3 separate regions of the Homo sapiens genome follow, and all the other regions are linked to region 2. Evidence: chromatin contacts called from ENCODE Hi-C data. All regions are on one chromosome and are shown on one strand. The core of a region is the stretch at or near the end of the contact, and the rest is flanking DNA. Distances in the headings are between cores, read along the strand shown.

Region 1 (3,799 bases), core at 74-2,573, 2.4 Mb after region 2:
CAATTTGCCCCCAAGGAAATTCCTTGTGGGCCTCAAGACCTTCACTCTAAAACAGTTCTGTTGTATTTCACCCTGGCAATGTAAATTGATAGCTTATCTTCACAGGTATGGGACAAAGAACAGAACTCAAAGTCACCCCTCTACCCACCTGAGACAAATGCGTAACTGACTGCTTCCTCTGCCCTACTGTGTATGTAAAATCGCAGATTCATTTAGCCGACTAAGGCATAAGTGACTATTCTTCTATCCCTCTCTCACATGTAAATTGTGTATTAAGTGAAAAGCTGATCAAAGACTCAAAAGAATGCAACCATTTGTCTCTTATCTATGACCTGGATGCCCCCCAACCTTCTAGTTGTCCTGCCTTTCTGGAGGGAACCAAGGTACACCTTACCCATTGACTAATATCTGAGGTCTCCCTAAAACGTATTACACCAAGCTGTGCCCCAACCGCCTTGGGCACATGTCATCAGGACCTCCTGAGGCTGTGTCATGGGCACGTCCTTGGCAAAATAAACATTCCAAATTAAGACCTGTCTCAGATACTTCTGGTTCACAAGTTATTTAAACAGCATCTCACAGCCTCTGGGGCGAGCTTCGGGGAATCTGACTGGAGAAAGTGAGGCCACATAAGTTTGCTGAGTGTGCTAGAAGTTCAGGCCCAGTTCTCAAAGCCTGCCAGTCACGCCAGCCATGTTAGGTCACACGGCTCCACTACGGTCTTTTTTGACGAGGCCCAGATCCTCCGCATCCCCCTAAACTTCAGAGCCTGCTTTCAAGCCCATTTGAGAGCACAGCTGGGATCCCGCTTCCCCGGGCCAAGTTCAGCAAGGAGAGGCCGGCGCGCGCACACAGGAGGCACGGGATCAGGGCCCGGCCCGCCCTCGCAGGCCGCGGCCCACCACCTTCCCACCGCGGGCGCCGAGAAACCGGGCCACCGCCGACTCTTCCGGCAAATCAGAGCGGCCAGTGAGCGGAGAGGGACGGGAAGCGGCGTGCGAGGCTGGCGGGCTCGGGCGTCAGCGCGCCCCGCTGGGTCCCTGCCAGTCCCAGCCAACTGCGGAGCCCCGGGTGCGGCCTGGAGTTCGGAGCCCGCCTCGGGCCTCCTCGGGCCTGCGCTCCGCTCAGCCTCGCGGGCCGCCATGAGGTGACGAAGAGGAGGTGCAGGGCGCCGCTCCCGGCTCCTTACCGCTTCACCACGCCGGTCTTGATCTTGATCTGTCTCACGCGAGGATCGGCCATGGTCCCTCGAGCGCCGCGAGAAGGAGGGGCGGAGAGCCGGGGTAACCGTGGAGGGCGACGCGCAGAGGCTGCGGCTATTTAGGCGTGGTCGCCGGCGCGCATGCGCAGGCTGCGCGGCCCGTCGTCCCCGCCACGCCCCGCGGGGCGGGTTTACTAGAGGGCGGTACCCTGCTCCCGCCAGTCCCTTTACCCCTCGTGCGCCCCTTTACCCGTAGTGAAACGTGCCCTCCTCCTCTCTCTCGGACTGCCCCTCTTTTTACTTCAGGCGCAAGTTACACTATCCCGGTCTCCACAGCCTGGGCCTTTGGGGAAACTAACGTCTCTCTGGGACGTTGCTTTGCGGGATTATCTGCTTAATGGACGGAGTGACCTAAAAAATGTATTAAGGGTATTTTCGATGTCGTTATCTGGTGTCAGATGAGGCAGAGTGATGCATGTGTAGTGAAACAAACTGCCATCATGCACGCAGTCAAGAAAATCCTTGCCCTTTACCTCAAATCCCTGCAAGAAGGTTTGTAGATAACGTGCCTTTCAAAGGAAATGACTAACAGAACTTCTTCAGATGATCACTTATAGTGTATCCTAAATATTTAACTTACAAGAATGTGTGTCGCACACAAAACCTTGGGCTTCCTAATCAGACAAACCGGCTTACAATCGAGGTTCCACCCTTTAATAGCTAGACTATTAGCTAGACAACACTGATACGTATGCTGTTTAGCCTTGCAGCTGATCAGTCTGCAAAATGGAAATAATAATGTCCATTTTACAGATTAGGTATAAGGGTTAAAACACCTAGCTCATTGTCTGACGCATGGTAGATGCTGAACAACATTTGACTATTTTATATGTTCAAAAATATATTTGTTGCATAAAATGAGGCACATCTACAGTGAGCTCTAGCAGTCCCTTCCTAAGAGAATCTCCTGAGGAATACAGGGCAGAATCGCCCTTTTTAAAATTGCTTTTCTTTTTCTTTTTCTTTTTTTTTTTTTTGAGACAGATTCTCACTCTGTCGTGCAGTGGCTTGATCTCGGCTCACTGCAACCTCCGCCTCCTGGGTTCAAGTGATTCTCCTGCCTCAGCCCCTAGAGTAGCTGGAATTATAGGCGCGTTCCACTATGCCTGGCTAATTTTTTTTTTTTTTTTTTTTTGTATTTTTAGTAGAAACGGGGTTTCACCACGTTGGCCAGGCTGGCTAGAACTCCTGACCTCAGGTGAGGCCCACCTCACCCTCCAAAAGTGCTGGGATTACAGTCATGAGCCACCGAGCCCACCCCCTTTTTAAAATTTCTTGGTACCATCCTTCAAAGACACCCATATGACTGTCTTTTTCCTTCCCTAGCCTGACTTACTCATTCTCACTTTCATGACTGGTCCTGGAATCCCCTTCTATCCCGCCAGCCCAAGGCCGTTACTTTAAATCCAGGATCAAAACTGAGCAAAGTCTACTATGACTCACCCCACCTGTTCAATCTTCCCTGGATGCTTTGGAGTCACCCAGTAGTCATCATTATTTTTAGTATATTTCTTTTTCAAATTATTGTTTGGTCCTTCGTAAGGGTTTTGTTCAGCTTCGTAGTTATAAATCCTGGTTCATAAACATGTTTAGAGGCAAGATTCTTGTCTTCCATAAATCTTCCTTCCCCAACCTCCTCCACCTGTGTTTTGTGCACAATGGGCACAGAATTCAATAAATATTTTTATTCTGCTGGCTGGTATACTGATGTGCAATTCCAAGTCACACAGCAGCGCTGTGAAATACTGGAGGGAGGGGTAGATAAAACACAACAGCAAACTTACCAAAGCAAAATGACATGCACACACACACACAAACACACACACACACACACACAAACAGCAGCTACAAGCCACAAACCAAAAGATGGTGCAGCTAGGGCTTTTGCTACCGTTAAGGTCTTTCCTTTGATTAGGTAGCAAAAACCATGTAACTCGTCATATTTTCCTTTTTTGCTTTGGTTTCAAGAAGCTCAGAGCTCAGTTTTGTGCTAATTTGCAGGAGTTTCTCTCAAACTAGGCTTCCCAATACAAATACCTGCTATTTCCCCCCAATCCCCAATTCTGCCTCCCTCCTTTTGCCCCCTTTCTCTTTGTTTTAATTGATTTGTATCTGTGCCTTTACTATAAATCAATAATCAGTAAATGTCAGCAGCCAAAAGACCTCTGCTGCTACTGCCATTGTGTGTTTCCAGGCCCATTCCCAGGCTCTGGAGGACACTTTGTGAGTTTATCTGTGTCTGTGTATACAGTTGACCCTTGAACAACAGTTTCGAATTGTGCAGGTGTGTCAGAGGTGTTTGAACCAAAGCAACTCCATCTTGAATAGGGTCTGGGTAATATGAGGCTGAGATCTGCTGGGCTCTCTTCCCAGGAGGTTAGGCATTCTTAATCACAGGATAAGATGGGAGGTTGGCAGGACTGGTTTCACTAGACACAGACCACAAAGACCCTGCTGATAAAACAGGATGCTGTAAAGAAGCTGGCCAAACCCCACCGAAACCAAGATGGTGACAAAAGTGTTTTCTGGTTGTCCTCA
Region 2 (4,130 bases), core at 1,349-3,848:
TGTGGAAGCTTGGTTTTTTTGCTCTTTGCAATAAATCTTGCTACTGCTCACTCTTTGGGTCCACGCTGCTTTTATGAGCTGTAACACTCACCACGAAGGTCTGCAGCTTCACTCCTGAGCCCAGCAAGACTAAGAGCCCACTGGGAGGAACGAAAAACTCCGGACGCGCTGCCTTAAGAGCTATAACACTCACCGCGAAGGTCTGCAGCTTCACTCCTGAGCCAGCGAGACCACGAACCCACCAGAAGAAAGAAACTCCGAACACATCTGAACATCACAAGGGACAGACTCCAGACGCGCCACCTTAAGAGCTGTTAACACTCACCGCGAGAGTCCACGGCTTCATTCTTGAAGTCAGTGAGACCAAGAACCCTCCAATTCCGGACCCATTACTGCACGCCCGCCTGGGCTCTGTCTCTAAAAATAAAAAAATTATACTTTTATAAACTCTTTCCTTGAAGGGTTAAATGCATATGAGGAAGCGGCACATGGACTTCCTTGGCGCTTCCCCCACCCTCCCTTTCTACCTTGTGTCCATACCAAATTTTGTGATTTATCACTAAGTACAAATTATTAGTTAAGTGCTATAAAGATTCTTTTGAAATACCTTTTGGGAAGGATATAGAATTTATTTTAAGAGCATAAAACTAGACAACTGGTGTTTCTTTATTGCTTGCTTTGGAACTCATATTCCTATTGGAGTTCCCAATTAGGCAGTTTGCGAATGAAAATTTCTAAATCTTGGGCTAAAGCCTGTTTTGGTAACAACTTTAGTCCTTATTTGAATTACATTAGTAGGCATGTGTACAACCTGTAACTTCTGAGATATTTGGTCCTTGAGACTTCTAGCGGCATTAAAAATATGACAGGTTCTAGGCTCTCGGTACTTACACACTTTTCTCTCTTTTTTTTTTTTTTTTTTGACAAGGCTGCTAAGAGAACACTGCAATCTTTGGGTAGTTCACCCGTTTTCTTTACTGTGCAAGGTTCATAAAGGCAGGCACTATGTCTGTCATGTTTGTCACTATATCTCCCATGCCAACCACAGTGTGTACTTCACATAATGAGCATTTCAAAGGCAACATTTGGTAAAGAGATATGAATGAAGGTCTTACACTGAAGCAGTGGGGAACAGTAGAACCAGCCTAAGCATTAGATCTGGGTTCAAATTCCAGTTTTGCTCATTATCTATGTGATCTACAGCAAGTTGCTTGACAAACTTTAATTTTTACTTTTTTGTAAAATGGGAATAATACCTATTATATAAGGATTATAAGAATCTATAATCATTTATTAAAACTAAGGAGTGTTTAGTGTTTTCTTCGTAATGTGTTTCAAAATATGGGCTTTAAAAATTGAGTGAAATACAATTCCTGTCCTTAATAAATTTCCACATACGATAGTAAGACAAATAAAAAAATACTACGGAAATTTTATGGGTTTTCAAGGTCGGGAGTGATGATGTGTTTGAGGGAATTAGGAAAGGAGGTGGCATATGAAAAAGTCCTTAAGGGATATTTAGGATCTCAGCAGTTAAAATGGGTAGGCATATCCAAGGTAAACAAAGAGAACATAAGCAGGGAGGTAAAAAGGTACTGAGTGTGACTGAAGAAGGGCCAGTTACTCCTGGCTGAACTGTAAGGTTCGCACAGGAAAGTAGAGATACGTCAGAAATGTGTGGTGGGGCCATATTAGTGGTGACAGGTTCTTTCTTTAATCCAGTAGACAATGAGAAACGCTGATTTGGGTCTATGGCATAATAGGAAGTAGTATGCCACATACTGCATGTGGGAGTTCTGCAGGACAGATTGGGAAGTGCATGCGTGTAAGACTGGGAAGACCAGTTAGGAGAGGCTATTGCACTGTTTTAAGTAAGACATAATAAAGCCCTGCACCAGGCGGAGAGCAGAAGGAACGCACAGAAGACGCAGGAGAGGCACATTTCAGAGAGAATCCAGTATGCAATGGATGTCGCACACAAGAGAGAGAGACGCAGGTGACCGGAGCCATTTACACTAATGGGTAAATCTCGGGAAAGCGCTGGTTTCGGCTACCGGCCAGTTACAGGTTTGAGGTGCCCGTCGCCGCCACCTTCCCTTTTTTTATATTCCTCTTTTTCTCATGGCCGCCTCCGCTTCCCTCCATCTCTCCCGCGCTAGTAACTGAGCTTTCAGTCATCGACCTGACCCTGCGTTTTCCCTCACGCTCCGATTCTGCTTCCTATCACTGCCTCCTACTGTACTATCACAGCCAGGACGAGCACGGGTCAGGCACTGAGGCTGTGGGACACTCCACCCGCCTGGTCCCCTATCGCCTCCGCCTAGGCAGCTGCCATGCGTGCGCCCCCACAGCTCTAGGACCAATAGGCAGGCCCTAGTGCTGGGACTCGAACGGCTATTGGTTGGCCGAGCCGTGGTGAGAGATGGTGCGGTGCCTGTTCTTGGCCCTGCAGAGAGCTGTGGGCGGTTGTTAAGGCGACCGTTCGTGACGTAGCGCCGTCAGGCCGAGCAGCCCCCAGGCGATTGGCTAGACAATCGAACGATCCTCTCTTATTGGTCGAAGGCTCGTCCAGCTCCGAGCGTGCGTAAGGTGAGGGCTCCTTCCGCTCCGCGACTGCGTTAACTGGAGCCAGGCTGAGCGTCGGCGCCGGGGTTCGGTGGCCTCTAGTGAGATCTGGAGGTGAGGCGGGCGGTGACCGAGAAGAGGGGCAGGGGCGGCGGGGAGCGGGGCGGAGATGGGTGGGAGCGGGGTTTGGGCTGTGTTGGTGGCAATTCTGGAGCTTCCCTCGGCCCTGGGAAGTGGCTACCGGCAGCTCCTGCGGACCTGGAGGGGGCTGCGGTTGCGCTTTGTCGGTGTGGCAGCTCGGACCCGCGGGGACTGCAAGGAATGTCCTTGAGGCCCGGCAGGCCGAGCGGCGGCCGGCATCAGTGCCGGAGTAACCCGGGGTCCCGGGGTGGGCTTGAGAGGCGGGCGGCGGTCTGGCCTCTTCGTGACTGCGGTCATCATCGGTGGACCCGCGGGGCGTAGCTGCGTTCATCGTCCCTGTTCAGTCAGAGTAGGCAGTGCTGGCTGCACGGTCACGAAAATCGGGGCGGAAAGGGTGTCAGGCAGGGTGACCTCGGAGGCCCCTGGATTCGAGAAATGCTAGGGGTCTATGGGGCTGTCGGGCCGGCAGCTCGCAGGGCAGACGGGAGAAGCGCCTGCATCCCGGGATCCGGGCATTCACGCCCAGGAACTGCTGTTCGTTAGCACCTTTCTTTTAGGTGACGGGAAAGATCTCTGTAAATACTGCTGACTAACTTAGAACCATGAAAGAACCGTGGATTGGTGTAGATGTGTCTGGTTATTTACAGGAGAACGGCTTGAGAGGATGCGGAGCCCAACGTGGGGATTCGCACAATGACTCAAAAGATTCTTCTCCCTCTTTTTTTTTTTTTTTTTTTGGTAAGGGGTGTAGTCTCCTTGGTGCTGATATTCTTTTAGGAAAAATGTACCTTGGAGATACAAATATAGAACAGTTAATTTCTGCAGTAGGAGGAGGTCGATGTACTCCATTCTTAAGTAGTCGTTTGAAATATTTCAGGATTTGAGGATATTCCTTCTTAGACATGGTCCTGCAGAGTCGTAGGAAGCATTTGTTTCTGGGCTATACTAAATGTGCATGATTTCGGCGTCCCACAAGGTAGAGAATGTACTTTTTGTTTACTTATGAATTTATTTTCCTCTCCATGCAGTGAAAGGCATTTTGCAATTTAGAGATAATCTAGCAAAGACCTGGACAGTACTTTGGGGATAGGCTGGATTTTGCAGGCCTGCTTTGTTGTAGTGTTCTTCCAGAACTTATGATAAACTTGGTGGCCAAAACAAATGGGAATTAGTAACATGAAGGTTAAACAAAATTGCACATAGGTTACAGCATTAACATGAAAATTGTCGGGTATGTGGGATAACCATTTCAAGATAAGAGTGTGAGTATGCGTGCATGCACACACTCTTTGTATTCCTTTATGGTCTAGTTTCTAGACTATAGATAGCCACATTATGGAATTACATGGTCTACTTAGGTTGACCCATGTGAAATTGCCAGTATTTAAAATTCAACTAACCTACAAAAATAGCAGTTTCATATG
Region 3 (3,702 bases), core at 176-2,675, 2.2 Mb after region 2:
AGACATGCGGAAGTTAAAATTGAGAAGACTGCCTACTCTCAACAATCCAATTTCTTACTTTTAACAATCTAAACAAATACTTCTTATGAGAAATAAAATGCAATTCACAAATTCTGTTCTTGTCAGGCCTCTGAGCCCAAGCTAAGCCATCGCATCCCCGGTGACTTGCACATATACGCCCAGATGGCCTGAAATAACTGAAGAATCACAAAAGAAGTGAAAATGCCCTGCCCCGCCTTAACTGATGACATTCCACCACAAAAGTGAAAATGGCCGGTCCTCGCCTTAAGTGATGACATTACCTTGTAAAAGTCCTTTTCCTGGCTCATCCTGGCTCAAAAAGCTCCCCTGAGCACCTTGCCCCACTCCTGCCCGCCAGAGAACAACTCCCCTTTGACTGTAATTTTCCTTTACCTACCCAAATCCTATAAAACGGCCCCACCCCTATCTCCCTTCGCTGACTCTCTTTTCGGACTCAGCCCGCCTGCACCCAGGTGATTAAAAGCTTTTATTGCTCACACAAAGCCTGTTTGGTGGTCTCTTCACACGGACGCGCATGAAAGTTCTTGTGTGGCATACGAAATAAATTTGGGACCTCAAAATTTCCAAGACTGCAAAAATTATTTTATTCACATTTCAAATGTAAATTTCATTACACACGGTCTATTCAATTATTCGGGCCCATGAAGAAAGTGTGACTATGAAACCAAAAACAGCAGTTAATTAGAAAATCATGTTCTTGACCTTGAAGCAGATTACTTTTTAAAAATAATTATATCCTTTTTCGGTTGTTGGATAAGTAAATTAATTTTATATTCCCTGACCAAGTATCAGTAGACGCCAGGAAGAGACACCAATTCAAATAAACCAAAAGTGGAAAGCTGCGGTCACAACTCGTTCGTTTCTAGCTAAATCGTATACTTTTTAAGTGGAAATGAAGATAGTTTCGGTAGCCAGAAGCCCTAAGTTGTCACAGGTCCCAATAGGACTGCTGACCAGCTGAGCGTCCCTGAGCCAGGATCTCACGATTCAGCTAGCCGTGGGACGGGGCCGGGGGTCTGCAGCTCCAGGGTGCGCCTGGGGTCCCGCCGGGTCTGAGGAGCTCCGGCTCCCGCGCCCTCCGCCCCCACCGTCGTGAGAACAGCGCGTGGCACGAGCTCAGCAGCCAGCCCCGCCTCCGCCCGGGTCCCCGCGGTCGGAACCCAGGAAGGCCGAACCGGAACGAAGCCGCCCCTCCAGCAAGCTCGACGGACGCAGAGCAGACCCACCCGGGGTTTACCTCGGCCAGTCCCTGCGGTTCTCGGCCTCCCCCGATCAGCCATCGCAACATCCGGGCAGCGGCGGCGTCTTGCCCGGTCCAGCCCCAGTCAGCCCAAACTCCGCCCCAGGCTCGGCCTCCTCCTTCCTCCCCGGCTGCAGCGCAACTGAGACGCTAATACTTCCCGCCCCAGATCAGCCCACGGGCCGAAGGAATGCAGACCACAGTTGAGGGAGAATTTTTGTCCCCAAAGCGCTCCCGTACCCAGCCACGGAGGCTTAGTTTGGGCAGTCGCTTGGGGTGCGGCGGCCGACGGCGGGGGCGGCTGCGGCGATTGCGGGGCGCGCGCTGCTCCGAGTGAGCACGCGCGGGAGCGCCGCCGGGTAGCGCACGGAGCTTAGGTAGCTCGAGCGGCCCCTGGTGGACGCGCGCGGAGCAGCAACCCGACCCCGGCGAGCAAGCGCGCACGAAGAATAATGCCCCTCCCTGTGACATGGCTTTAGTATCCTCCACTTCCTAGGGTACCAGGAAATCTCCCCTGCTTTCCCAAGAGCTTGCTGAAGAAGGTGTACCGCAGTAGACTTCTGCATCCAGACAAATCCAGTGGCTCATGTGTACAGCCGAATAAATCCGGCCAACATTTACTGTGTGCTATAGTACAGCTACTGTGCTAAGGCTTTACATAAATCCTCATGGTAAACCTATATCCTCTATTTTACACATCAAGAAACTAAAGCTCTGAATGATTAGGTAATTTGTCTAAAGATAACAGCTAGGAAGTGGCTACATTGGTAGTGTTCTTGACCGTATGCTATATTAACATAGAATCTCCCTAAAGAATAGAAGGCAGTTCATATACCTTTTTTTGACTACTACATTTTCTTAGGTAGTCAAAGGGCTGTGGTTATCTATGCTGACTGCATATCAGAATTACCTGGGTAGCTTTTGAAAATGTAGATTCCTGGCTTCCACCTCAGACTCATTAAAATAATCTTTGTGGTTGGGACGTAGGAATCGGGGTTTTGGGAAGGCTCCTCAGGTGATTCTGATGAGTAGCAAGGTCTGAAAATCACTGGTCTAGGAACTACTTATACATATCATGTTTGCAAAAGTATAAATATATATATTTGCATATGTATTAGGTTCAAATAATCCTCCTAGCAGTAAATTGTTGTAGGGAATCTACAAATGTCCCAACTAATGCATTAATTCAGCAAACATGTATTGGACACAGATGCACTAGAGAAGCAGAAAGGAATCACATAAAATGCTGCTCTGGAGGGACAAGGCATAATGTCCCAGTCACCAATAAGAGAGAGCCATACATCCCACTTTAAGCTAAGTTGGTTGTGAGCAGCTACACAAACTTACAGTCCCTCTGGAACTCGGATCTCCTATAATTCATCTTTGTATTCCTTTTGAGTGCACTCGGCAAGAACACACTCCCAAGGATCAGGAGCATGTTGCCTTCTGTGTGCTAGCCCCAAATTGCAGTCTGCATACAGTTGAAGACAGACCAAAACAGAGACTATCCCCTGGGAAAGAGGGACTTATCTTTAAGTAAAACAAAACTCAGAGACATCAGGAGTTCAGTTCTGGAAGGAATATCTTCACGTGAGACAATGTGGTTGCCCAAATAGCCTACATTTTATTCTTCTGATTATCCACATTCTTTAGGGTTTGCCCCATGCTCTTTAGGGTTTGCCCAATGCCACATTACTCTGATGTAAGGGACATTCTGCTGATGCTTTAAAGCACTGGTCCAGGGTTGAACACTTCCTCCCTTGGTTCCTCTTAGGACAGCTAAGAAAGAATTTTTTACAAGATTAGTATATTATTGGGCACACAATGTATAAAGATGTAATTTGTGGCATCAATAGAAAGGGTGGGGGTGGAGCAATATAGGAGCAGAGTCTTTGTATGCTATTGAAGTTACGTTGGTATAAATTAAAATGAGATTGTTATAACGTTAGGATGTTAAATGTAATTCTCATGGTAAACACAAAAATACCTGTAAAATATACATAAATGGAAATGATCAGGGAATCAAAACATTTACTACAAAAAATAAGCTAAATACAAAAGATGGCAGTAATAGAGAAAATGAGGTACAAAAAAACTATAAGGCATATAGAAAACAAATAGAAAAATAGAAATTCCTCTTTATCAGTAATTACTTTAAATATAAATAGATTAAACTGTCCAAAGAAAAGGCAGATTGACAAAAAAAAACCAAACTCTAGAATCCAACTATATGCTGTCTATGAAAGACTGACTTTAGATCAAAGACACAAATAGATCAAAAGGGAAAGAATAGAAAAAGATATTCCATGCAAATAGTAACCAAAAGAGAACTGGAGTGGCTGTACTAACAGCTGACAAAATAGACTTTAAATCAAAAAAGTTTTCAAAGACAGAAACATTATGTTATATATTAATAAAAT

Evidence for each region. A loop is a pair of places that touch in the nucleus more often than their neighbours do. Pooled maps may share reads with other maps.
Region 1: a loop to region 2 is called in a map of CD8-positive, alpha-beta T cell, with 12 times the contacts of the local background. The contact joins the promoter of TBCA here to the promoter of HMGCR in region 2. A Hi-C loop is called at or near these places in 3 of 168 maps with a recorded cell type or tissue (CD8-positive, alpha-beta T cell and naive thymus-derived CD4-positive, alpha-beta T cell) and 11 of 50 pooled maps.
Region 3: a map of B cell shows a loop between it and region 2 (10-fold over the local background). The contact joins the promoter of WDR41 here to the promoter of HMGCR in region 2. A Hi-C loop is called at or near these places in 1 of 168 maps with a recorded cell type or tissue (B cell) and 12 of 50 pooled maps.

What each region holds. Positions count from the first base shown.
Region 1 is chr5:77,775,016-77,778,814 of GRCh38, forward strand. TBCA (tubulin folding cofactor A) reads right to left here and starts at 1,324. Exons shown (of 4, transcript NM_004607.3): 1 at 1,190-1,324. The coding sequence starts at 1,242. RefSeq lists silencers at 921-1,090, 1,211-1,470.
Region 2 is chr5:75,334,622-75,338,751 of GRCh38, forward strand. It overlaps HMGCR (3-hydroxy-3-methylglutaryl-CoA reductase), which reads left to right and starts at 2,599. Exons shown (of 20, transcript NM_000859.3): 1 at 2,599-2,679. RefSeq lists enhancers at 2,510-3,070, 3,071-3,629 and a silencer at 2,711-2,830.
Region 3 is chr5:77,490,891-77,494,592 of GRCh38, forward strand. It overlaps WDR41 (WD repeat domain 41), which reads right to left and starts at 1,426. Exons shown (of 13, transcript NM_018268.4): 1 at 1,280-1,426. The coding sequence starts at 1,330. RefSeq lists an enhancer at 888-1,811 and silencers at 932-1,151, 1,592-1,731.